Linked DNA regions of Homo sapiens: all the other regions are linked to region 2. A link is an interaction called in ENCODE POLR2A ChIA-PET data of the cell type or tissue named here. Cell type or tissue: GM12878. All regions are shown on one strand. Each heading gives the region's core, and the rest is flanking DNA. Links, peaks and the distances in the headings are about the cores only.

Region 1 (8,297 bases), core at 2,082-7,081, 96 kb after region 2:
TATTAAGCAATTTTTTAGTTTATCAAATTCTATTTAATTATTCTGCTTATTAGCATACTTGCTAGGTATACCACCCTATCATTTGATGAGTATATACTCAGAATTGGTCATTCTTGAAATATCGGAAATACAGCCCTCAAAGGTTTTAGAAAAATCCCAACAAAAGAGCCACGAATCAGAAAGGGTCCCAGGAGGAAATAGAGGGCATATTCACATTATGATAATTTGAGAAGGGTTTTATATAGAAATATTACAGATGTTTGGAAAATGTTTATAGGAATCACAAAGGGGAATGCTATTATCACCCCTAGGCTCAAGGGGAAAGGTGAGAAAATGGTTACCAGAACCCAGGAGGAAAGAGATGTGTAGTTTATCCCACCTTGAAAGGAATTATGATGTTAGGATGGAGGACAGTGCCAGTCTGAGGTGATGCCACAGCAAAGGAATCAGGGGAAGAAATATCCCACATTTATTCTTGGCCCTCTCTGTGATCCATTGACAGGGCTTCTTCTGGGCTACACTGCACTGCCTGATACGATAGCCTGGTCACAGGTGTCTACCGAAATGTGGTTTTAGGTGTAAAATACATCCCAAATGTTGAAGACTTAGTATGAAAAAAGAATGTAAAATATCACCTTAATAATTTTATGTTAAATAAAAATGGTATCAATAGTATGGACATATATATTTGATATACATTATTATTAAACATTAACACATATTAAATATGTATATATCAATATATGTAATATATTGATATACACATATTATTTTTACCTGCTTTTTAATTTAAATCATAACTATTAGAAAATTTAAATTTTTAGAAAATTATTAAAATTAAAAAACTATTTATACATATATCATTCCATATCACATAATATCATACCATATCACATAATATCATACCATATCACATAATATCATACCATATCACATAATATCATACCATATCACATAATATCATACCATATCACACAATTTCTCCTGGACAGGACTAGACTAAATCTACTAGAAAGTAGAGGATGTGGGAGTCTGTTGATATAGTTAATTACAGGCCAGCTTCTGGAGCACAGAAAAGGTTGGAGAAGGAGGGTGAGTAACCCAGGAGAGAACAACAGAGATGTTAATAAAGAACACTAAACCTAGACAGATTTACCCTAAGTAAGTGGACATTTTTCTTGGTGATTTCTGTTGTTGGTCTGTGAAATAATTTGTTAGGAAACTTGTCAGGACATTCCATATTACATGAAGACTCATATATATATATATATTTTTAAACAGCATTGAGGGTGGAATACATAATCAGCTGAGTCCTTTCCAATTGTAACTTTTAACTTTTATGTGTGCTCCATTTTGCTAAGCTCCGAGTATAAATTGAAATTCATATATTATGGAAGTATATGTAGGTCTTTAAGGGACAACTATAGCAGGCCTGACAAGTAGAAGACACTTTATTTTTTTCTTTTTTTTTTTTTTTTTTTTTTTTTTTTTGAGACGGAGTCTCGCTCTGTCGCCCAGGCTGGAGTGCAGTGGCGCGATCTCGGCTCACTGCAAGCTCCGCCTCCCGGGTTCACGCCGTTCTCCTGCCTCAGCCTCCCAAGTAGCTGGGACTACAGGCGCCCGCCACTACGCCCGGCTAATTTTTTGTATTTTTAGTAGAGACGGGGTTTCACCTTGTTAGCCAGGATGGTCTCGATCTCCTGACCTCGTGATCCGCCCGCCTCGGCCTCCCAAAGTGCTGGGATTACAGGCGTAAGCCACCGCGCCCGGCCAGAAGACACTTTAAAAAACAAATTTATTTTATGAGATGGAGTCTCAACATGTTGCCTAGGTTGGTCTTGAACTCCTGGACTCAGGCAGTCCTTCCACCTCAGCCTCCCCAAGTGCTGGGATTACAGGTGTGAGCCACTGCGCCTGGCCTAGAAGACATATTTAAAAAATTTTTTGGGGGGGATGGTATCTCTGAGATTTGATTAACCTTTTTTTGAAAAATATTTGTTTAAATGTAGGCATTTATCTTTTTTTAAGTAAATATTGATTGGGTACCTTTTACGTTCCCTCACTAAGCTTATTGTCTAATATAATATTAGGGAAGAGATATTTAGCAAGCAAGCAAGCAAATAAATATTAATTTTATGTTTTATATATAATACATAAATTATTATATATATTTTTGAAGAAAGAAAAACAAACTAATGTATAATAATGACTGGAGTGTGATTATGGGGTCTTATTTTAGATTAGGATGGTAAATTAGTTTTCTGTTGCTATGTAACAAATTATCATGAACTCAGCCATTTAAAAAACACTCATTTATTATATACTGCTTTGTAGATCAGAAGTCTGGCATGGTATTGCTGGGTTCTCTGCTCAGGGTCTCACAAGGCTGAAATAAAAACTCTGCTTCCAAGCTCATTGCTGTTACTGGCAGAATCCAGTTCCTTGTAGTTGTAGGACTGAGATCCTTGCTCCTTGCTGGCTGTTAGCCAAGGGCTACCCTGGGCTCCAGTAGCCTGCCACATTCCTTGAATTCCTCCATCTTTGTCAGCAATGGCATGTGATAACCGTCACAAACTTCACATCTCTGACTTCTTCAAACAGCCAGATAAAATCAAGTTTTTTTTTTTCTTTTTTCTTTTTTCTTTTTTTGAGCAGAGTTTTGCTCCTGTTGCCCAGGCTGGCGTGCAATGATGCGATCTCGACTCACTGCAACCTCCACCACCCCGCTTCAAGTGATTCTCCTGCCTCAGCCTCTCAGGTAGCTGGGATTATAGGAGCCTTCCACCACACCCAGCTCATTTTTTATATTTTCATCAGAGATGGGGTTTCACCATGTTGGCTAAGCTGGTCTCGAACTCCAGACCTCAGGTGATCCACCCACCTCGGCCTCCCAAAGTGCTGGGATTACAGGCGTGAGCCACTGTGCCTGGCCAAAATCAATTTCTTAAAGTATAAGCCCCATTTTTATTTTTACTTATTTTTAAATGAATAAATAAAAATTGTATATATTTATGGTGTACAATATATTTTGATATATGTACACATTGTGAAATGACAAAATCAAGCTAATTAACATATCTACTACCTCACATATTATTTGTTTGGGGTGAGGACATTGAAATCGACTCTTTTAGCAATTTCCAAGTGTATGTTACATTGTTATTAATTATAATTGGCATGCTATACATTAAATTAGCTGAACTTGTTATCTCTTGTTTTTTTTTTTTTTAAGATGGAGTCTCACTCTGTTGCCCAGGCTGAAGGGCTGTGGTGTGGTTTTGGCTCACTGCAACATCCATCTCTTGGGTTTAAGCAATTATTCTGCCTCAGCTGAGTTGCTGGGATTACAGATGCCCTCCACCATGCCAGGTTAATTTTTGTATTTTTAGTAGAGACGGGCTTTCAGCCTGTTGGCCAGGCTGGTCTCAAACACCTGACCTCAAGTAACCCACCCTCCTCTGCCTCCCAAAGTGCAGGGATTATAGGCGTGAGCCACCATGCCCAGCCTCTCTTGTCTCTTTGATATAGCCGTTGTAACAGCTATGAGGTCGTATCTCACTGTGGTTGAGAAAATTTATTTTAAAGGGCTCATATGACTTGGTCAGTTCCACCCGGTTAATCTCTTTATTTAAAGGTCAATAGATTTGGGACCTTGATTTCATCTCCATACTTCCTTTACAGCAATAGCTACATTAGTGTGTTTTACTGAATAACTGAGAGATGTGTGTATATCAAGGCTAGGAACCTGGAGGGTCCATCATGGAATTCTTCTTGCCAAGGATGGTTAAGAAAGCAAAAGGCTTTCTGAGGCATTTCCGTTTCAACGAAAGCCTGAATGATGAGAAATTACCAGACATATAAAGATCTGGGGGGTGGGGCTGAGGGAAAGAATTATCACTAGACATGTGCATTACAAATGGTGAATTCCTAAAAAATTTATAATGGAATATCAATTCAAAACTCTGAAAGCTTCTGGAAGTATACAGACCATTACATATTAGAATTTAATAATAGCTGTATACCTACGCTTGCTCTACAAATGCTGAATTTTAAACATTGAAGTTTAGCAAATAGTAGTATATAAAGAACAACTCCTAAAGGATCTTATACTTTCTATACTTCCCAAACTTTCTACTATCTTCCTCTTTTTCTAGGCACCAACCTCTTGTTTATATTCTTCATGTACCTTTTTTTCCATCTTCCTCTTCCTTTAATGTCACATGGTCTTAATCACTATAGTATGCTCATATTTATGCCCTTGCACAATCTTTCCTGTGCTCTCATGTATCTAGAAGAATCCTTTTAGATATCTATCTTTAGAGAGTCAGCACTCTACCTTTAATCAAAAGCCTGCTCTAGGCAAAACTAGGAAAAATGTTCTTTCACTGTCCTTTGATCTTTCCTTTAAGTTCTTGTTGACTTCTTTCTACCACCTTTACTCTACCAAGCAGCCAAAGATCTCAGGCCTCCTCCTCCTTTTCCAGCATTAATGCTCAGATTCAGCTAGCTCCTACTGGACACCTTTTACATATGTTAAAGTTTAAACAATTGATGAGCAGTTTCATGTGTGCAGGGGGTGTCTGTATTTTAACACTGGACAATTGGTTAATTCATAGGACTGAGGATTTAATCATGAAATCTTCAGAATAACCAGGTTAGATGCCAACCATGCTCAATGTCCCTATGAACTGTCCTGCTCAGGAAAGCAGCACCAGGCTCTTTGTATATTTCTTGTGTAGAGTCAGACAGTAATTTGACGAGAGTCGGTACCTGGTCAACTAAGATTCACCCATAAAAATGCTGATGAAATGGATTGGTACAAAAGGTTCTGCCCAAGAAAAGTGAGACAATGAGCAAAGCCAACCAGCCTATTCCCTTCCGGAATTTTAACTGGATATTGCTGAGAGAAATTCCTAGTAAGGGTGTAACAGCAGGATGAGAAAGCTAGTCAGGAAAAACAGCGACACTACAGGAGAGAGACCATGTGGGTAATAAAAGAGAAGGGAACTGGGTTCCAGGTGTTTTGATTCTTTATTGCCGCATAACAAATGAACCCAAAACTTAGTGCTTTAAACAATCATTTTATTTGCTTATAATTCTGTGAATCAGGAATTTAGGCAAAGTGTAGTTGGGTAGTCCTGCTTCTCTTGGCACTGGTTGGTGTCATTCGCTCAGTTGTGCTTATCTGGTGGTGGAGCTGAAATGGAAGTTCCGAGAAAGTTTTACTCACAGGTATGGCCCTTCTGTACTCCTTCACACACTCTCTCTCTCCATGAGGTTAGCTCAGGCTTCCTCCCTGCATGGTGGACTCAGGGTAGTTGTTATTTCTTGCATGGTTGCTCACTTCCAATAGAGAGCATTCCAAGAGGGAGAAAGCATATAGATCTCTGAAGGCCTACTCTTAGAAGTTCCATAATCACTTTTGCCACAATCTATTTGTCAAAGTCTGTGACAGGGCCAGTCTAGATTCAAGGGGAGTGGAAATAGATTTCACCTCCTGATGAGAGGTGTGGCAAGACTTTGATGACATCTTTTAAGTTACCACATCAGGATTATCTTGAAGCCATATGGCTTAGTAGTTCTTTGTCTTCATACTATGCAAATAGAAGGTCCCAGCAGATAGTATATTTTGGAAGAGAAGATAAGATTAGAGGATTTTTCAGTGCCCCTTAAGTCAAAATCTGCTGATGACTATGTTCATTAGCAATGGTTTTCTTAAATCATGTCATACAATATTCCTCTACTCTAGGGATATAAGTACTTAAACTGTCTTTAAAACTCTGCTAGCAATTATTTTTCTATGGAATCTCCATTAAAATACCTTATTAAGTTAGTAGAACAAATATATCAAACTAAAAAATACAAAAGAGATCTTTATGAAAGATTTCTTTAAAAATTTTTACAGAGCAGAGAAAAAAGAAGACATCTCTCCTGTTTCCCCAACGATAGTAAGAAGTATAACAGAAGGGAATATGTGTTGAAAAGGGGATATTAAAAGGGTTATTCATTTTATTTTGCCCAATTAATCAGGTGATATACGTATAATATATATGAGTAAATGTCTTTCTGATTTATCTGAAATGAAGAGAGCTTTCCAGAATAAATGCTGTTTTCACATTTAATGGGCTAAAAGTATATCCAGAATGCCTATAGCATATGTCTCAGGTGTGTGGCAGAGTAGTGTAGGGTGAGGGCTAGGTAAAAATTAGGACAAGAGGCACACACAGTGGCCAAACTGGTATGACGTAGGGTGAAAGGGATGCTTCTGTTAATTTGTGGGAAATAAGACCCAAAGCACTTGAAGACAAGAGGAAAGTCACATTAGAACTAGAAGTTTTCGAACTTGCCTTTTTTCTTTTACAAATAACTGCAAGAGAGGTTGAGGAACTCACTCAAAGTCACAATAATTACTTGGGTATGAACATTTGACAGTATGTATCTGCCACATCACATATGCAAGTAATATTTTGCACTTTCCAAACATCCTTTCTGGTTCCATTACCATATTTTAAGATCTACTTCCCTTGTGTTTCTCTATTTAAAGAGGGCTTTGATCTTAACTTTAGGACTATTTCGCCTGTTTTATTATTTATTTATTTATTTTTGAGACAGAGTTTTGCTCTTGTTGCCCAGGCTGGAGTGCAATGGAGCGATCTTGGCTCACTGCAACCTCTGCCTCCCAGGTTCAAGCAATTCTCCTGCCTCAGCCTCCCGAGTAGCTGGGAGTACAGGCACCCGCCACCACACCCGGCTAATTTTTTGTATTTAGTAGAGGCAGGGTTTCACCATGTTGGTCAGGCTGGTCTCGAACTCCTGATCTCAAGTGATCCACCCACCTCGGCTTCCCAAAGTGCTGGGATTACAGGCATGAGCCACTGTGCCCGGCCTTATTTCACCAGTTTTGAAAGAGATTTTATCAAACTTTAATGTGCAAATTCTGATTCAGCAGGTCTGATTAATTAGGCCTGAGATTTTGCAGATCTCACAAGCTCCCAGGTGATATTGGTGCTTGTCTGTGGACCACACTGTGGAATAGTAAGGAATTAGGTTATTGGGGTTTCAAAACTTGACCCTAAAATATTTGTGTAAATCATCAGGAAATTAATATTAGGTATAAATGCCAAATGAATTCTACTTTCTCAGGCTAGCCAAAGATTTATTCAAGGAATATTTATCAAGACCTTACAATATGCTAGTCATTGTTCTATTTAGAAAAGATGAACTTTTGTACTGTCATTTCTATTGTTATAATAAAATAAAGTGCCAATTAAAAAAAAATTTTAAAGACAGTCTTGCTCTGTCGCCTAGGCTGGAGTGTAGTGGCATGATCTCGGCTTAATGCAAACTCTGCCTCCCAGGTTCAAGCGATTCTCATGTCTCAGCCTCCTGAGTAGCTGGAATTACAGGTTCTCACTACCACACCTGGTTAATTTTTGGGTTATCTTCGTAGAGACGAGGTTTCACCATGTTGGCCAGGCTGGTCTCGAACTCCTGACTTCAAGTGATCCACCCGCCTCTGCCTCCCAACGTGCTGGAATTACAGGTGTGAGCCACCACACCTGGCCTAGTGCCAAATTTTTTCCTACTTAGACATCACTTTTTATATGCTCAAGCAGAGTTGCTTTCTGATGTACTGTGGATATAGGTTATATATACTGAAAGAAGTTTTACAGTAATAGCCTCCTTTATTCTATCAGCATACTGTTCAAATTCCTGGAACTTGGAAATACTTTTGGAGATTACTTTCAATTAAATGTTTCAATAAAATATTTGGCCAATTAAAAAGTGGAAAAACATATTTACTTTTAATCCCAGGGAAAAACCAGCATGTATTGGATGGTTCAAGTACCATCAAGTATTGAATGGTACTTGAACTTGTTAAATGTGCACAAAATGCTTTGTACAACCCTTGAGCTAGGATCACTGATTTGCTTCCACAGCTGCCCCATGTGGCTTTTTGTGACATAACCCAGGTCAGGCTGACCTGCCAAATAACTAACATTGATAAGTGCCGACCAGAAAATGTGAGCTGAATTATTCGGTACTGTCTTCCCTCATTGCAAGGGCATCAACCTCAGCATTTATTAATCTAATGTAATGCTCACTTTGTAATTAACCTGGGAGCTACATCAAACATCTAATTGTACCTCTGACAGCAAAAGGGTAAGTTCTGTTGAGCCTTGAACCTCTCTCAACATGTCTCTAGGAAGTGCAGTTTTGTAGCTATCAGTTGGTGGCTGCAAGAGAAAAAAAAATAGCAGTCATGCTATTGCAACAGTGATTACCCCAGCCTCTTC
Region 2 (8,297 bases), core at 1,574-6,573:
TATAAGAACTTTATGTAATTTCTAGGAGGGCTCATAATCATTCAGTGTAGTTATATAATGACACTGGTAGAGTTATAAAAATAATCTGTCAAGGTATTCATTCTTTCATGCAACGAATATTTATTGAACATATTCTATGTGTCAGGCACTCTAGTAGTCACCAGTAACACACCACTGAACAAAAGAGATAAATACTCCTGTCTTCTTGGACCTGATATTCTAATGAGGAGAAAAACAATAAACACAATAAGAAAGTAAATTATGTGGTGTGGTAAGAAAATGTTGAGTGCTAAGGGAAAAACAAAGAAATAATAGGGCAGCTAACGAGGAATCAAGAGTATCGGGGAGTGGTTGCCCTATTAAATACTATATAATGAGGGTAAATCTCATTAAGATAGTGAGATCTGAACAAAGTCTTAAAGTCGAGTTATATAATAAACATCTAATTCACCAAGATGATCTTAATCAATGCATAATTCTTTACTGTTTGATACATTGTCTCATATCTTCAGCCCTAAAATCAAGAATGGCAAAACAAAAAACAAACAAACAAAACCCCACAAAGCTATCAAAAGGTAGAAATTAACTATATTAGAGTTGGTCAACTAAATTGTCACATCCCCAGGGGACTCTACAATATTAATGTGAAACAAACATGACATACCTAGCATTTTATTTAAAAACTCTGTACCAGGAATCCTTGTAACACAAGCATTTTGGCAATTATGTACTGTACTGTATCCCTAAAATCTGCTCCTTCTCAAAAATATTTTGTTCCCTACCATTGCCTCAAAAGGCATGCCATCTATGTTTTGGAGAAGTTTTGTACAGACTTGAATAAATTCGTTTTCCTATTGATCTAGTCTTAATCAACTGGTTACCATAACAATCTGGTCATTTTTATTCTTCCTATTTTGGAACAACTAGCAATGATCATGTTTTAGTTAATTTGTAGGATATTACGGTTATTTTTGAGAGTAAGATGAAGATCTTCTTAAAGATTAATAATGGAGATGCCATTAAACCAACTGCACATCCATGAGCTATCAATTTAAGAAATTTCAATATGTATCAGTTCTAATGAAAAGCTGCCAACATTATTTCATAACATAAACAAAATAACCAGTCTATCAGAAGAAAGAGTAATACAGATGCTTTAAAAGAGTATCATATAACCATGTGTTCATCAGAAAAATACATCAATGTTCCCATACATGATGAAGATTACTCTAATTTTCTTTGATCTGAAAAGCTCTGATAAATAGGTTAAGATCGCCTAAAATTATATAGCATGTTTTAGATTATCAAAATAGTAATAGACTATATATATAATATAGACATTATATATATTTTTTCATTACAAAAGGTTCTTCTGGAAACATAATTTATGGGATCCAGAAGTTGCATAAAATATGGTCTCTATCTTTAAGAATCTTTAATTATTTAACTGAGAAGACAAGACATATACCTACAGGACATAGACACAGTCAGAACAAGAATGCTGAGTTTTGGTTCTAAATGTGGGTTTGTGAGCAAGTCACAACCACCCCACATCTCAATTTTTAAAAATTTATAATACGAGGGGAATGAACATGATTACATCTAAGGTCATCTTGTGTTCTAAAATGCTATGATTCTCTAAAACTGGCAATGATAAATATCTACTGGGGCTTCAATTAAATAACTCATCACGAAGACCACTTTCGGTTTGAAGGGTGTAATTTTTACCTCATTTTACACATAAGTAAACAAGCTAAAAGAACGAAACGGCATGGCATAGCCGACATGAGGAAGAAGTAGATATAAAATGCAGCCTTGTCCAACTTCTGAGCCAAACTATGAATAGATGGAGATGATCTGTTCAGGACAAAGAGGTAGATTTGGTGCTCCTTATCAGTACTGTCCTTGGAAAAGAAACACTGGATTGGCCAATATGATCACATCACTAGGAACATAAATTCTTCTATGGGGCAGGATGATTAAAAAGCTTTCTTCATTGAGGTCTAGAAAATAAATATTCCTAAGACTCTTCATCTTCAAGAATCACTGGGTGCCCTTAAAGCAAGTACCCTGGACAGTGGACATAAATAATATTTTGAAAATTAAAAATCAGAATTCTTGATTATTAATTGATAAACTTACAATTTTGTTTAAACATCAATCTCATGTGAGTTTAATTAAAACAACTCAATTTCCTTCACTCGAGTCAACTCTGCGGGAGAGATAAAATTGGGTTTCTGAATTTTTGACATTAAGAAGCAGGTCCTAGGCAATGGTGTCCACCCTAAAATGATGTCTTCTTGATGTCTCTACCATGTCTCTTTATAAGTGCAGTATTAATAAACTAGAGATGTGTCCTAATGTGTAGGTACCTGAACACACATGTACACCAACACCATTGAAACAGATTCTTATCATATGTGATATCTATCTATGGGACTGGTTCTTTGGGATATTAACGTGTAATTTTAAAAAAGGAGAACCAGCCTGAGAAAAAATAAAGTTCTGTGCTCAAGCAAGAAAACTTATTTTTTTTCTAATTTAAAACTTTCTTTAATGCATGGCCTCAAAGTCTTTAATATGATGATAGGATGTCTGGAAAGGTGCTGTGTGGCATTTCCTGGACATAATGAAACACAGGATCATTGTTTATGGAGCACCCTGAATAAACAGTATTTCCATGGAATAGCATACTTTGGAAAACCCTAATTCAGATGTAGTATATGATATCTTATGTAATTTTAATCTGTGCATAGATCTTGAGGCACTGATGAGAACCTGTGGACTAGGAGAGTATAAATTCATAAAACCACTCAGATGTAGAGTTCTGAGTTCATTTTCAAGAGCAAAGGACACATACCTATGCAAGTTTTGCTTTAGCTTCAAATTTAACTTGTAAAAACTAAACTATCTTCTTCCAGTTATATTGCTGTTCTAATGATTCACGCTCTTCACCTGTACTTTGCCCAAATACAAAATCATAACTTTTTTTTTTCACCATGAGCTAAACAGACCATCCAAGTTATGCCTTTGAAATGAAGAGAAAGGTCTGTTCATAGGATATAATTTGGTTGATTGTTATTTTAGTGTTGCATAGTGCTGACATGTATCTTCATAGAGAATGCAGGGAGGGGCAAGAACAAAGAAAGAACACACAAAAAAATTGTAAACTCAAAAAATCTAAACATTTAGGACAAACAAAAAATACACTTCCACGTATGTATTGAAAATAACATTTGAATTCAAAATAAGACTTAACTACCTGCAAAGAAATTTCCATATAACCTTAACATTACCTAGGAAATATCATAAATTCACATCACGCTGTATGATGCATTTAAGATTGATGTGACCAACAGTTTGTCCAACAGACTTAGCTATACATCTGTTATCACGATTATAACTAAATCCGCTAAAAGATGAATTAGCTTTTTGTTTGAAAACAGCTTCAAATTAATTAGTGAATGATCCAAGTTTATGGCATTTTTCATAGAACAAAAACAGGATTGTAGAGGAAAACATCTAGGAAATATCATATAAATGTTCTGCTTTAACCTGTGGCAAATCATTACTTTTAAAGTTTATATTTGAATATAATATATAAATGTAAATCAGAAGCAATAAACACTTCAAATATCACCAACAACCTAAAAGTTGTAGCTTACCCCCTTTCCCCTCTATCGTATCCATCTTTTAGGAGTATAAAAAATCTGATTTTAGTTGCCATCTTATAAACATAATACCATAAAATAAGTCCACCAGTTAAGACAAGCACTGAATTACGATGAAGAAAAAGAGCATTTCAGATTAACTCACAAAGATTATAGAACTGTTATTACCAGAAGCACCAACAATTCCATGAAAGAACTTTGATTAAAATTCAAAGCAATATTTTAACTCTCCTCCCCCCGACCTGTTTCAAAGAAGTACTATGAAATAAACATGTATAAAACATTCCTTTTGTTTTAGTCAGCGTGGCTTTAAAAATACTCATTTGTACTCTATGTCTCCTCTTCTACCTCCCCCAGAAATACTAGCCAAACTCCAAGTATACTAGCTCTAATATTCACAGCATGGAAATGTTTTACATTGTCTTCTAAAGACCCACAGTTAGTAATCAAGATCATAAAATATTTTGAAGCTGAATTAACTTTATTTAAGGGGAGAACAAAGAGTAGAAGGAAATGGTGGTTGATCTCTTAATAGAAAAGGTACTTTAGTCACACATGGAGAAAATAGAACTCTGAGTTGTCAGACATGTCTCTTCAAAGGTATTGACTTACAGTTAAAATGTTACTCAGGCCGACCATTTATGGTATCGTATAAAAATTCTACACTGCTCTGCTAAAAAAGGTTATGGTTTAGAACCCCAGAAATGAGTTGGCATTCTGGTTGAAATCAAAGCAAACTCTTTCCCATGTTTCAATGTTCTCTTTGTGGTAAGATGTAGCATGAAGAGATGGTAAAATCACTGCAGATAAGGGGGAAAAAAAAACTGGCTGATCTCATCTGTACTGCAGTTATTGCTTTGAGATGATGCTGAAGACTGCATTATTGAAGCAGTGCTGGGAAAAATGTTGTATTCCTTTCTGTTTCTTTTTTCAAAATACTTTCAAAACTCTAAATCTTTTCTCAGAGGCATTTCTAACTCTGGAAGCCCACACAGCTACCAATCTTATAAACATTTACAAGTATTTCATCTCTAATTTAAATTTTAAATAAAATTATAATGTGCTGAATAATAATTCAGGCTTTTTGGTAATAAATATAAGTCAAATGTCACAAAGTTTAAAAAGCTCTTTCACTGATTTTCTAGAACATTATTTCATGGTCTGACAAGTGATTGTAAGATGTTATTACAGAGAGACACTGAAATAACCTATTCTTTTTAGTTTAAATGCTACTCAGTTGAAGAAAATTAGATTTTATAAAAAGGTCTCATGTAGCATTTTCTGGAAAAAAGCATCATATTCTTATCACTGCCTATGGCTGTGTAGGAAAAAACCTCTCCAAAATGCATTTTTCCTCTGCTCTCACATCACAACAATATTCAAAACAGAAAACTTCTCTCTTGTGACCAAATGTGTGAGGGTTTCTCCCCAATAACAAGCAGCAGACACTAGCTGGGTGTCCTCCAATTTAATTCCCGGAGACAGTGTCAGACCCCGTAGATTAAACGCTCAGTTCCCAAGATGCTCCTGCCACAGACACAAGTCACAAATCCAGGCCTCCAGAACTTCTGACCAACCAGCTTCGAGTTGGGGTTCCCACAACACCCTCTTTGGGTTCAATACGTTTGGTCAAGCAGCTCACATAACTCAAGAAACACTTACTTATATTTGCTGGTTTATCAAAGGATACAGATGAAGAGATGCTTAGGGTGAAGTATAAGGAAAGTGCACGGAGCTTCTAAGTCCTCCCTGGATGAGCCACCTTCCAGGAACCTCCACTGGTTCAGCTATCCAGAAGCTCCCCAGACTCAATCCTCCTGAGTTTTTATGGAGGCTTCATGATCATCAGCATTCCTTTCCCCAGTGCAAAGGGTGGGACCTTCTCTGGGGTTTTAAGACTCAAAATCAGAAGGGTGGGGAAGATTAGAATCTCCCTCAGGGTTGGGTGTGGTGGTTTGAGCCAAGGTGGGTGGATCACTTGAGCCCAGGAGCTGGAGGCCAGACTGGGCAACATGGCGAAACCTCTCTACAAAAAAAAAAAAAAAAAAAAAAATGCCAGGTGTGGTGGCATGTGCCTGTAGTCCCAGGTACTTGGGAGGCTGAGATGGGAGGATTGCTTGAACCTAGGAGGCTGAGGCTGCGGTGAGCTATGATCACACCACTGCACTCCAGCCTGGGTGACACAGGGAAGTCTTGTCTCAAAAAAAAAAAAAAAAAAAAAAATCTCCCTCGGGGGACAAGTGAAAGGAAGGCAGGAGAGATTCTGTTTTCTAAGGCCTGCCCCGAGGTCCAACACACCCCACATTCTAACAAAAGACTGTAAAAAGGGATATTGGAGCTATGAACCAGAAACCATGGACAAAAACCAATATATATCGTAACATGACAATGGCAAACTTTTGTCCTAGCACTTTATGAGGCCAAGGCAGGTGGATCACTTGAGGCCAGGAGTTGGAGACCAGCCTGGCCAACATGGTGAAACCTTGTTTCTACTAAAAGTTAGCCAGGCATGGTGGCATGGTGGTATAGTCCCAGCTACTCGGGAGTCTGAGACAGGAGAATCACTTGAACCCAGCAGCAGAGGTTGCAGTGAGCAGAGATTGCACCACTGTACTCCACCCTGGGCGACAGAGGGAGACTCTGCCTTAAAAAAACGTAGCTCAACTCATTACTTATTGAGCCTGTGAGCAGAGTACTGTACTAGGTGCCATGGGAAACAGAATGACAATTGGTCATAGTTCTCTCTGAGAGCTTTTATCTAATTTAGAAGCAGATCATAGAGTTAAAATAAATGCCATCAGACATGCAACTATGGAGACTCATAGGAAGGTGGGTCATCCAAATGAAGGGCTTTTGGTAGTGTGCTTTAGGAATTTTTAGAATGTCTTCACTTGCAGTGAAAGAAGAACATCCTAGGTAAAGGGAAATGCTTGAGAAAATTTGTAGAAAGACTTAAAACACAGAAAAATATCTTAAAATAGCAGGAAGTCCATTTGGTCAAGCATAGGTATATGTAACATCTTACAATGAGAAGAATACAGATGTGGTAGAAATTAGTGTGTCATTTTGAATAAGGCTACTTTTGACGATCATTACAAGCTTTGAAGCATAATCCTGTAAGTTTCAAACTCAATTTGATTAAAATTGGCTAAAGAAATTTTAGTATGCTTCCTCTCAATTTTTCCTCTTCTGCATATTTGAAAAGCTGTGAATTTTTCCAAATTCTGCCTTTATGACTTAGAATAACAAAAGAACTATACTGACGTGTCAAACTTCAGCAGGTTATATCATTATGCTTATAAATATTGAGTTACAGCCCTAGAAAATAGTCACTATTAGCTATTTCATAATGCACCTGTATATTTCTATGTCAGAAAAAGAATTGAGGAGTTAAGATTTAAACTCAAGCTTGTAAAACTAGTTTATGCACTTAAAAAGAAGTAGATGAGCAGATGCATTTGTAAAATAAAACTCCAATGGAGTCTTTTGGTGGGTGGGTGGGGGAATGGGGAAAATTAATTTTTTTTTTTCCTCTGAGACAGATTCTCACTCTGTCGACCAGGCTAGAGTGCAGTGGCACAATCTCAGCTCACTGCAACCTCCGCCTCCTGGGTTCAAGTGATTCTCCTGCCTCAGCCATCCAAGTATCTGGGACTACAGGCACGTGCCACCATGCCTGGCTAGTTTTTGTATTTTTAGTAGAGACAGGGTTTCACCATGTTGGCCAGGCTGGTTTTGAACTCCTGACTTCAGGTGATCCACCCGCCTCAGCCTCCCAAAGTGCTGGGATTACAGGCGTGAGCTACCGCACCTGGCTGGAAATTAATATTTTTTAATCATGAAAAAAATAGAAAATTAAAAGAGACTAATATCATTAATTCAATTTTTAATTTCATTTAAACCAGAAAGGACAGTCCTAGAAAATATAGACCAGCCATACACAATTTGAAAATTTTGGGACTCTCAAATTTGATTTAGTATGCATAAATGATTTTACTCTAGTTTAAGGCATGTATATATGTGTGTATACCCACAAATAAAGGCAAATACAGGTGAATAATCTATTATAACTCTGTTAAGTTGCCAGTCATTATATGTAAATATTATTGACTACATTAAAAACAAATCAACACCTGAAACTAACATGAGCTTATTATTTTATTAGTTGGGTTTCTGTAATTAAATGTAGTGTTCTGAAAGTCTGCTGGACCTCAATCTGAAAGGTACACTGAGTAATCTTTATAGATCATTTGGCAAAGCAGAACATTAAGAAGATAAAGAGGAGGTATTCATTACAACTATGGGTAACCTGGACTTCTCAACCATCTGACTAGATAAAAACTGCATGGCTTGAACATTTGGAATTTCTCATGTTTCAGGACAGATAAAGTGCTGACATGGGAAGAGTTACTTTATCCTCAAACTCAATTTCCCTTGAAGCTACCAAAGGAATAATCAAGGTGAGAATATGTTTCTATTGTTACCCTGCTTATTCACGCCTCATTCCTACATTGGCATACTGTTATATGCAGGGTGAATATGAGGTGGCCATAAGGAATCTCAATGACTTAAGTTACAGTAAGTAGTCTTTGCAGTCAGATAGATCTCCATTTAAATCCATATTCT
Region 3 (8,297 bases), core at 1,811-6,810, 74 kb before region 2:
TACCCATAACCTTTTGCTCCAGGCATCTGCTGGTCTTAGTCTCTCTGTAGCTTTCATAAGCGGCACCCACTGCTTCTGTTTATTTGAGATGTAAGTTAGGCAAAACAGACTAGACCTTCAGGTAGCCCCCAGACAGGTTAGAACTTTGCAAATAAGGTCTTCTCTGCCCCTCTAGTTTATGGGAAGGAACTGGAAACTGGGAAGCTTCCTCTTCCAGACCAAGACTGCCTTGCCAGAGAGGTGGTAGGGCAAAGGTAAATAAAAACAGCGCATGATTTTTTTTTTATCATTTTGAATACAGCTTTTTCTTGATTTTTGCATTTGCTTGATTGCTATAGACCTGTGATTATTTTTCCAGAGCTTCTGTAGGGTTAATTTAGCCAGCAGTTTCTTCTTTTTTTTTCTGTTTTTTTTTTTTTTTCTTTTTTTAAAAGTGTTTCCATGGGGAAGTGAAGACTTGGAGCTTCCTAGTCTGCAATTTTGTTGACAGTACTCCTAAACTCAGATTTTATGACTTTCTTTTTCTGCTCCTGGATGCCATGCTGGAGGTTTTATGACATTTTGGGGGAGTTTATGAGTAGTTTGGGGGATACTGATGGAAATTGATATTTCTGAATGATCTCTCCACTGAAATTGCTCTTAGGTACTATTCCAAATTTCTGGATTTTGAAACTAACAGTAACTAGAAACTCCCACTAGAAGGCAAAGTAAAGAAGGCTTGGAGGGCTATATTTAGAGTTGAGAAAAATATCTTAAAAAAAAAAAAGAAAAGACAGGGTAGGGTCTTTCTCTGTTGCCCCAGCTGGAGTACAGTGATTACCCATGGACTCCATCCCCCTGCTAATCAGCACAGGAGTTTTGAACTGCTACAGTTCTGGCCTGGGCTAGTTTACCACTCCTTAGGCAACCTGATTGTCCCCTGCTCATGAGAGGTCACCATATTGATGCCAAATTAGTGCAAATACCTGATCAGCCTAGTGCACTACAGCCCACAACTGGACTCAAGCAATCCTCCTTCCTCAGCCTCCCCAGTAGCTGAGGCTACAGGCCTGAGCCTCAGTGAGAAAAATACTTTTCTCTCAATCTCATTTCCTCATTCTCTCAATGAGGAAATCATTGAGGGTACTACTCACAAGATCAATGTGTGTTGTTTATGAGATCTTGGGGGAGAAGATTTTTCTTTTTCTGATAGGTTTTAGAATACATAAGTATACTCTGAAAAGTAGACAGGATATTTATCATCTTCATTTGCCTCATGAGGAAATTGAAACTTAATTAACAGGAGTTTTAGCCAGGTTTTTTCTTCCTCTTTTTTCCCTTCCTGAAAATGGAGGATTCTTTTTTTTTTTTTTTTTTTTTTTTGGAGGGGGGAGGCTGTATTTTTTTTTCTAGTTTTTTTAAAAATTATTATTATACTTTAAGTTTTAGGGTATATGTGCACAATGTGCAGGTTAGTTATATATGTATACATGTGCCATGCTGGTGTGCTGCACCCATTAACTTGTCATTTAGCATTAGGTATATCTCCTAATGCTAACCCTCCCCCCTCCCCCCACCCCACAACAGTCCAAATGGAGGATTCTTATTTGCTGATGTGCCTCATGCATCTAGAATTGTGCCTGGAACATACAGAGTAGGCAGTTAATAAGTATTTGTAACATGAATGAATGGGAGGAGCTAGTTGTCCATAGTAGGAAAAGTGATGACTTTGTTATCTTTTTAAAACTTTATTTAGTGAACTTTATAATGAAGTCTAACCTATATCAGAAAAGAGTACCAATCATAAGTATAAAGGTCAGTGAGCCTTCATCAAGTGCATACACTCATGTAACCAGCTTCCAGATACAGAAAAAGAATATTATCAGCACTTTAAAATCAGAAATTCCTCTGTCTCAAGCCCTCTGCCGGTCACTACCCACTACCAACCCCCATCTTCTCTAAAGTGTAGCTACCCTGATTTTCAAAATACATGGATTTGCTTTGTCTATTTTGAACTTCATACGCACTAAATAATACACTATGTACTCTTGTGTATGGCTTCTTTTGCTAAATATTTATTAGATTCATCCATATTATTGAATGGGTATAGTTGAACTTTGTTACATTTTCAAACTTTATAAAAACATTTTACTTTGAAATTAATCAATGCCAAGTGAAACTCAGATTTATAGAAAATTAAACTCCAATAACTATCATTTTTGGAACACATAATGACAGAAACTATACCAAGGACTGACATACACGAGTGATCTCACTTAATTCTCTCAAGTTTCCTGAGGTGTAGGTGTTATAATCCTCATTTTACTGACAAACTCATAGAGAAGTTTACTAATTTGCTAATAAATAACAAGTTTGTAGTTGATGAAACCCTGTCTGGACCCAGGTCCCTCAGTCAACCATGCTTATGCTTTATTAATCACCACTCTATTTGTCTCTGTCACGTGAGACTCTTTTAAGAAATTTTTAATTGAATATGCATTTAGGTGAAGAATGGGGAAAAGTGAGGCTGGTATTAACTTAGAGACAGCTGTCTTCTATCCATGTGCACCACGTGATAGAACAGTTTGCCAGGGCCTCTTTGCTGTCATAAACTGTGTGTTTGCAGACTCCTTTAGGTCTTGTTCTTTCATCACAACAGGCTAACTCAGGAACTCGGAGCCTAGGAGGAAAGAGGCATGGACCTGGCCTCCTAGCCTCTGTATTATAGATGTGGGTCTCAGGAGAAAGTCAGGAAGGACTGTGTTTATTTGCCTCATGAGGAAATTGAAACTTAATTGACAGGAGTTTTAGCCAGGTCTCTTCTGCCAAATTCAGCCAAATTCTCCTTTTACCTTTATTTTTTTTTTTAATTTAAAAATGCTTTATTTGCCGATTTAATAGATTTGACCAACATTTAACTCTTGGTTTAGATCTTTCACTTTCCCAGTTCAGTAGGGGAAAAAAGCATATCCTGTCTTCTAGTCCTGTCCCTTTTAACATACTCTGCCTTAAAAATACTTTATTCTGTTTATATAAATAAACAATATAAATAAATAATATATCTGTTTCAGGCACAGATATTATAAACATTAAATTTATGAAATGAAAATACAAATATTGTCATTTCCTCACTTTTTTCTCTTTGATTTTTTTTTTCTGCTGCTAGCTCTTAAATTGTTTGGGCTTTTTATTAGTGTTTGATATGTATTTGGTAAGTTAGAAACTTGTGATGTCTCTCCAACTACTAGAGTTTCCACAGTCACTGGGGGACAGTAACCTCATCTAAGAGCAATTTAAGGCATTATGAGATTATAGACAGGGAATTATTTCCTTGCTTTGTGACTATCTTCTCTCTAATTTGGGAGTCCTAGTTATGCTTCATGATCAAGTGTTCTTTTGCTGCTATGTAAACCTGTTTTGTCAGAGGAGGAATCGGAGATCTTGCTTATGGGAAGAAGGGAGAAAGGGCTATAGGGCTCAGCCAGCAGAGCTCTATGATGTGCTCAGTAGAAGAAACCTCCTAATGTGAAGAAAGGGGAGGAAGAGAGATGAAAAAAAATTTTGTATTAATAGAAAAAAACATTTATTGCTACTTCACACTTAAAGCTTTACATTCGTATTTAATCTTCACCATAACCCTATGATGGGTGCATATTATACAGATTTTTTTTTCAAATGAGGCTCAATGTACACAACTGAAAAAACTTCAAGTCTGAATCCAAAGCCAGGTAACTTCTGCTACAGTTGTCCCTTGTGTATCCGTGAGGTTCCTTGATCCCCCAAAGATACCAAAAATACAGGGATGTTCAAGTCCTTCATATAAAATGGCTTAGTATTTGTATATAACCTACGCACACCCTCCCATATACTTTAGATCGTCTCTAGACTACTTCTAATACCTAATATAAGAGGAATGCCATGTATATAGTTGTTATAAAGTATCATTTAGGAAATAACAAAAAAGTCTTTACATATTCTGCACAGATGCAACCATTCATTTTTTTTCCCGAATATTCCCAATGGTTGATTGAATCCACATATGTGGAGCATCAACTGTGTACTGTTTTCTGTGCTTCATTTCATTCCTTAAAACCAAAATAAAGAGCCTCCCAATGAGAGAAGGATGTGAGAGCACCACAGGCAAGTCAGTTTTCAAGCAACAACACTCAAATTTCTATTGACATTACTATTTTTTTTGCAAGTAATAAAAGCAAGTGCTCAGTGAATATGCCTATAAGTCCTTAATTTCATGAATTATCAGAATTCATTCTTTTTGGGGAAGTGAGATAGGAGGTCAAGTAACTTTATATAACTACTATTTCACTAAATAGAATTCTCATTTTTGTGTGAATTAAGAATTGATTAGAAGCCTGCCTGGCCCAGATCAACTGGGAGCTGGAGTGACTTACCAACTCGGGGAAAGGGTGAGTGAGAGACTTCCACATCCCTACTGTAAAACTGTGGAATCTGGGCTGTTGGAGAACACCTTGACCCTCCCAACCCCTGAAACTAACAGGGAGCTGCAGGGATGTCACGGAATGAAACTGCTCCAAGAAGGGATCTTGCAGTGAGCCCCATACCTTTTCTGAGACCTAAGCAGTTATGAAAAGGAACCATTTCCAAATCTAGCCTGTAGCAGACTACACACTATCCTTAGGACCCAGTGGTGCCAGGACTGAGGCATTACAGAAACTCGGGCTGTTGCTGATGCAACTTGGGAGTGAGCTGGGAGTGCCTTCTCACCTGGCGTAGGAAGTGAGCAAGGTGTGCACTGCAGCTGCTGCTGCCAGGAAGTGGGCAACCCCAGGATGGAGATTAGGATATGAACAGGGTGTGAGTTGCCTTTGGGACTTGCTCTTACGACCAAGAAGGTGTAAGCTAGGCATAGGCTTTCACTGCTGGAGGGGCCAGCCCCACTAAGACTGGGGTATGAGTGGGGGTTGCATGTTTCTCACCCATTGGCCCAGACTATGACCACCCAGGCAAGTCCTCAGTGCAGCTGCTACTGTCTCTTTACCAAGCAGAACACTCCACCTGAGGCCTGGGGATTGTCCACCCATGCCCATCATGGCTGGTTGCTGCTGTCACCATTAGGGAACCGGAGCACAAGCCTGCCCAGCTCATTTTGCCCTCCCCCCATCCAAGATAGAGCACATAGCCTGGGGATGTGGGGATTGCCCAACCAATCCACCACCTCATGTAACTCAGCACTCCTACAGGCCTGAGGTTGGGCCTTAACTCACAGCCTGTACCTCCTCAGCTGGTATATACCTGCAAGCACCAACTGTGGACCTGGAGACAGGCCCGCCCAGCCCATCACAGCTACTGCCAATATCAATGCACACAGATTAGGACCCAGAGAAATCATCTTGCCATGGCTACTGCTATTGCCCATGCCACAGCAGCTATCTAGGAGCCTGAGAACCCCTCTACCCCTGCCACTACTGGCATCTGAGCAAGCCACCTTGAGGCCCAAGAATCAGGCCACCAGTAACAACCAACATAGGTTCTCGGGTACATCATCTTGAAGCGCAAAGATAGGCATGCTCAGCCCACCACTGTCACCACTGGGGCCTTAAGACTGGCCTACCTGGCATCTTAGTCCCCAGTACAACTTCACTGTATCCTCCACTAATAACTACACCCTAACCAATTGCGGAAATCGCAGAAACCAATAACACTGTTTACAGCTAAAGAAATCATATGGAGACTACCTACTGCATGTACCCAGAATCAAAGTTGAAGTGCCTTACTCAACCAACATCATAGATACATCTTCAGGAAAAATTCTCCCATATGAAAGTAAATTTAAAAATAGGAAGAAGTGACTATTAAACCAGATGCACAGATATTAATGCAAGGACACAGACACAAAGCAAGAAAATACAACATCCCCAGAAGAACACAGTAATTCTCCAGCAAAAGATCTTCATCTAAAGGAAATATTTGAAATTCCAGATAAAGAATTCAAAATATTGATTTTAAAGCAGATCAGTGAGATATGAGAGCATTCTGACAAATAATACAAGGAAATTAGAAAAACAATTCAGAATATGAACAACTTTTCAAAAAGATATTTGAAAAAAGAACCCAATAGAAATTCTAGAAGTGGCAGGGTGCAGTGGCTCATGCCTGTAATCCAGCACTTTGGAAGGCTGAGACGGATGGATCACTTGAGGCCAGGAGTTCAAGACCAGCTTGGCCAAATGGTGAAACCCTGTCTCTACAAAAACTACAAAAATTAGCCGGGCATGGTGGCGTATACCTGTGGTGCCAGCTGTTTGGGAGGCTGAGGCAGGAGAATCTCTTGAACCTGAGAGGCAGGGTTTCAGTGAGCCAATATCATGCCACTACACTCCAGCTTGGGTGACAGAGCAAGACTGTCTCTGCATCCCCACTCACCCTCAAAAAAAAAAAAAAAATTCTAGAAGAATTCATTAAAGGAAATAGAAAATACATTTGAAAGCTTCAACAATAGACTAGACTAGTCAGAAGAAGAAAATTCTAAGACTTGAAGACAGGTCTTTTGAAACAATCTAGCCAGACAATAATGAAGAAAAAATAGGAAAGAATGAGCAAAGCCTTAGTTACATTTTGGAAAAAAGTGGTCAAATATTTAAATTATTGGTATCCCCAAGGGAAAAGGAACAAAATATTAGAAAACATATTTATAGTTTGTGTTTATTGTTTCATATATTATCTTTATTTAACAAGATAATATATGAAAACCTGCTGGATCTAGCAAGAGATTTAGATATTCAGATACAGGAGGCTCAGTAATCCCTGGACTGAACAAGGCAAAAAGGTCTCTACAATACATTACAGCCAGACTAAAGTCAAAGATAAACAGCAAGTTCTAAAAGCAGCAAGGGAAAAGTGCCTAGTCACTTATAAAAGAAATCCCATCAGAGTAACAGTGAATTTCTCAATAAAAACCTTTCAGGCCAGAAGAGAATGGGACGATATATTCAAAGTGCTGAAAGAAAAAAAAAAACAACCTGCCAGACAATACTATACCTAGCAAAATATCTTTTATAAAGTTTTTCCAGACAGGCAAATGCTGAGGAATATTTTACCACTAGAATAGTTCTACAAAAAATGCTTAAGGGAGTCCTAAACCTAAGAGCAAAAGGACATTTACCATCATATAAACACATGAAAGTGTAAAACCTACTGGTAAAGAAATCACACAAAGGAGGAAGAGAAAGGACTCAAATGGTACCACTACAGAAATCCACCAGGATCACAATAACAATAAGAGAAAAAGACAGGAATGAAAAATATACAAAACAACCAGAAAATAATTAGCAATATGATAGGAACAATACTTCCCATATCAATAATAATCTTTAATATAAATAGATTAAATTGTCCACTTAAATGTTGTAGAATGGCTGAATGGATTTTTTAAAAACCATGATCCAACTATATGCTTCTTACAAAAAATTCACCTATAAAGACATATAGATAAAAAGCAAAGGGATAGAAAGTTATTCTGTGCAAAATGAAACTGAAAGCAGGAGTAGCTATACTTACATCAGATAAAACAGATTAAGTCAAGAACAGTTTTTTCTTTTTTAAATTTTTATTTTACTTTAATTTCTGTGATACATGTGCAGAACATGCAGGTTTGCCACATAGGTACCCATGTGCCACAGTGGTCTGCCACACGCATCAACCCGTCACCTAGATATTAAGCCCCACATGCATTAGGCATTTGTCTCAATGCTCTTCCTCACCCCGCCCCCTGACTGGCCCCAGTGTGTGATGTTCCCCTCCCTGTGTCCATGTGTTCTCATTGTTCAGCTCTCACTTATGAGTGAGAGCAGGTGGTGTTTGGTTTTCTGTTCCTGTGTTAGTTTGCTGAGAATGATGGTTTCCAGCTTCATCCATGTCCCTACAAAGGACATGAACTCATCCTTTTTCATGGCTGCATAGTATTACATGGTGGATATGTGCCACATTTTCTTTATCCAGTCTATCACTGATGGGCATTTGGGTTGATTCCAAGTCTTTGCTATTGTAAATAGTGCTGCAATAAACATACGTGTGCATATGTCTTTATAGTGGAATGATTATATTCCTTATGACTAGTAATGGGATTGCTGGGTCAAATGGTATTTCTGGTTCTAGATCCTTCAGGAATCGCCACAGTTTTCCACAATGGTTGAACTAATTTACATTCCCACCAACAGTGTAAAAGTGTTCCTATTTCTCCATAGCCTTGCCAGCATCTGTTGTTTCCTGACTTTTTAATAATTGCCATTCTAACTGGCATGAGATGATATCTCATTGTGGTTTTGATTTGTATTCAATAA

The links. Peaks named below come from ENCODE experiments on the same cell type or tissue, not always from the same donor. Only the 100,000 strongest peaks of a DNase experiment are listed, where the experiment ranks them.
Region 1: POLR2A ChIA-PET joins it to region 2 with 5 read pairs; 2 of 35 experiments call an interaction of 5 or more read pairs at or near these places.
Region 3: POLR2A ChIA-PET joins it to region 2 with 5 read pairs; 2 of 35 experiments call an interaction of 5 or more read pairs at or near these places.

The regions. Positions count from the first base shown.
Region 1 is chr4:105,116,769-105,125,065 of GRCh38, reverse strand. No RefSeq gene overlaps it. Among named protein-coding and RNA genes, the nearest start is that of TET2, 26 kb to the left of the region's middle. In GM12878, for the core only: no CTCF peak of the experiment used is centred there; no DNase peak of the experiment used is centred there.
Region 2 is chr4:105,211,899-105,220,195 of GRCh38, reverse strand. All of the region lies in intron 2 of TET2 (tet methylcytosine dioxygenase 2), which reads right to left. All of the region lies in intron 2 of TET2-AS1 (TET2 antisense RNA 1), which reads left to right. Among named protein-coding and RNA genes, the nearest start is that of TET2, 69 kb to the right of the region's middle. In GM12878, for the core only: no CTCF peak of the experiment used is centred there; a DNase peak (open chromatin) is centred at 4,415; H3K27ac peaks cover 2,838 bases.
Region 3 is chr4:105,286,422-105,294,718 of GRCh38, reverse strand. The region is part of intron 2 of TET2-AS1 (TET2 antisense RNA 1); the gene reads left to right. It also overlaps the pseudogene RN7SL89P. Among named protein-coding and RNA genes, the nearest start is that of TET2-AS1, 62 kb to the left of the region's middle. In GM12878, for the core only: no CTCF peak of the experiment used is centred there; no DNase peak of the experiment used is centred there.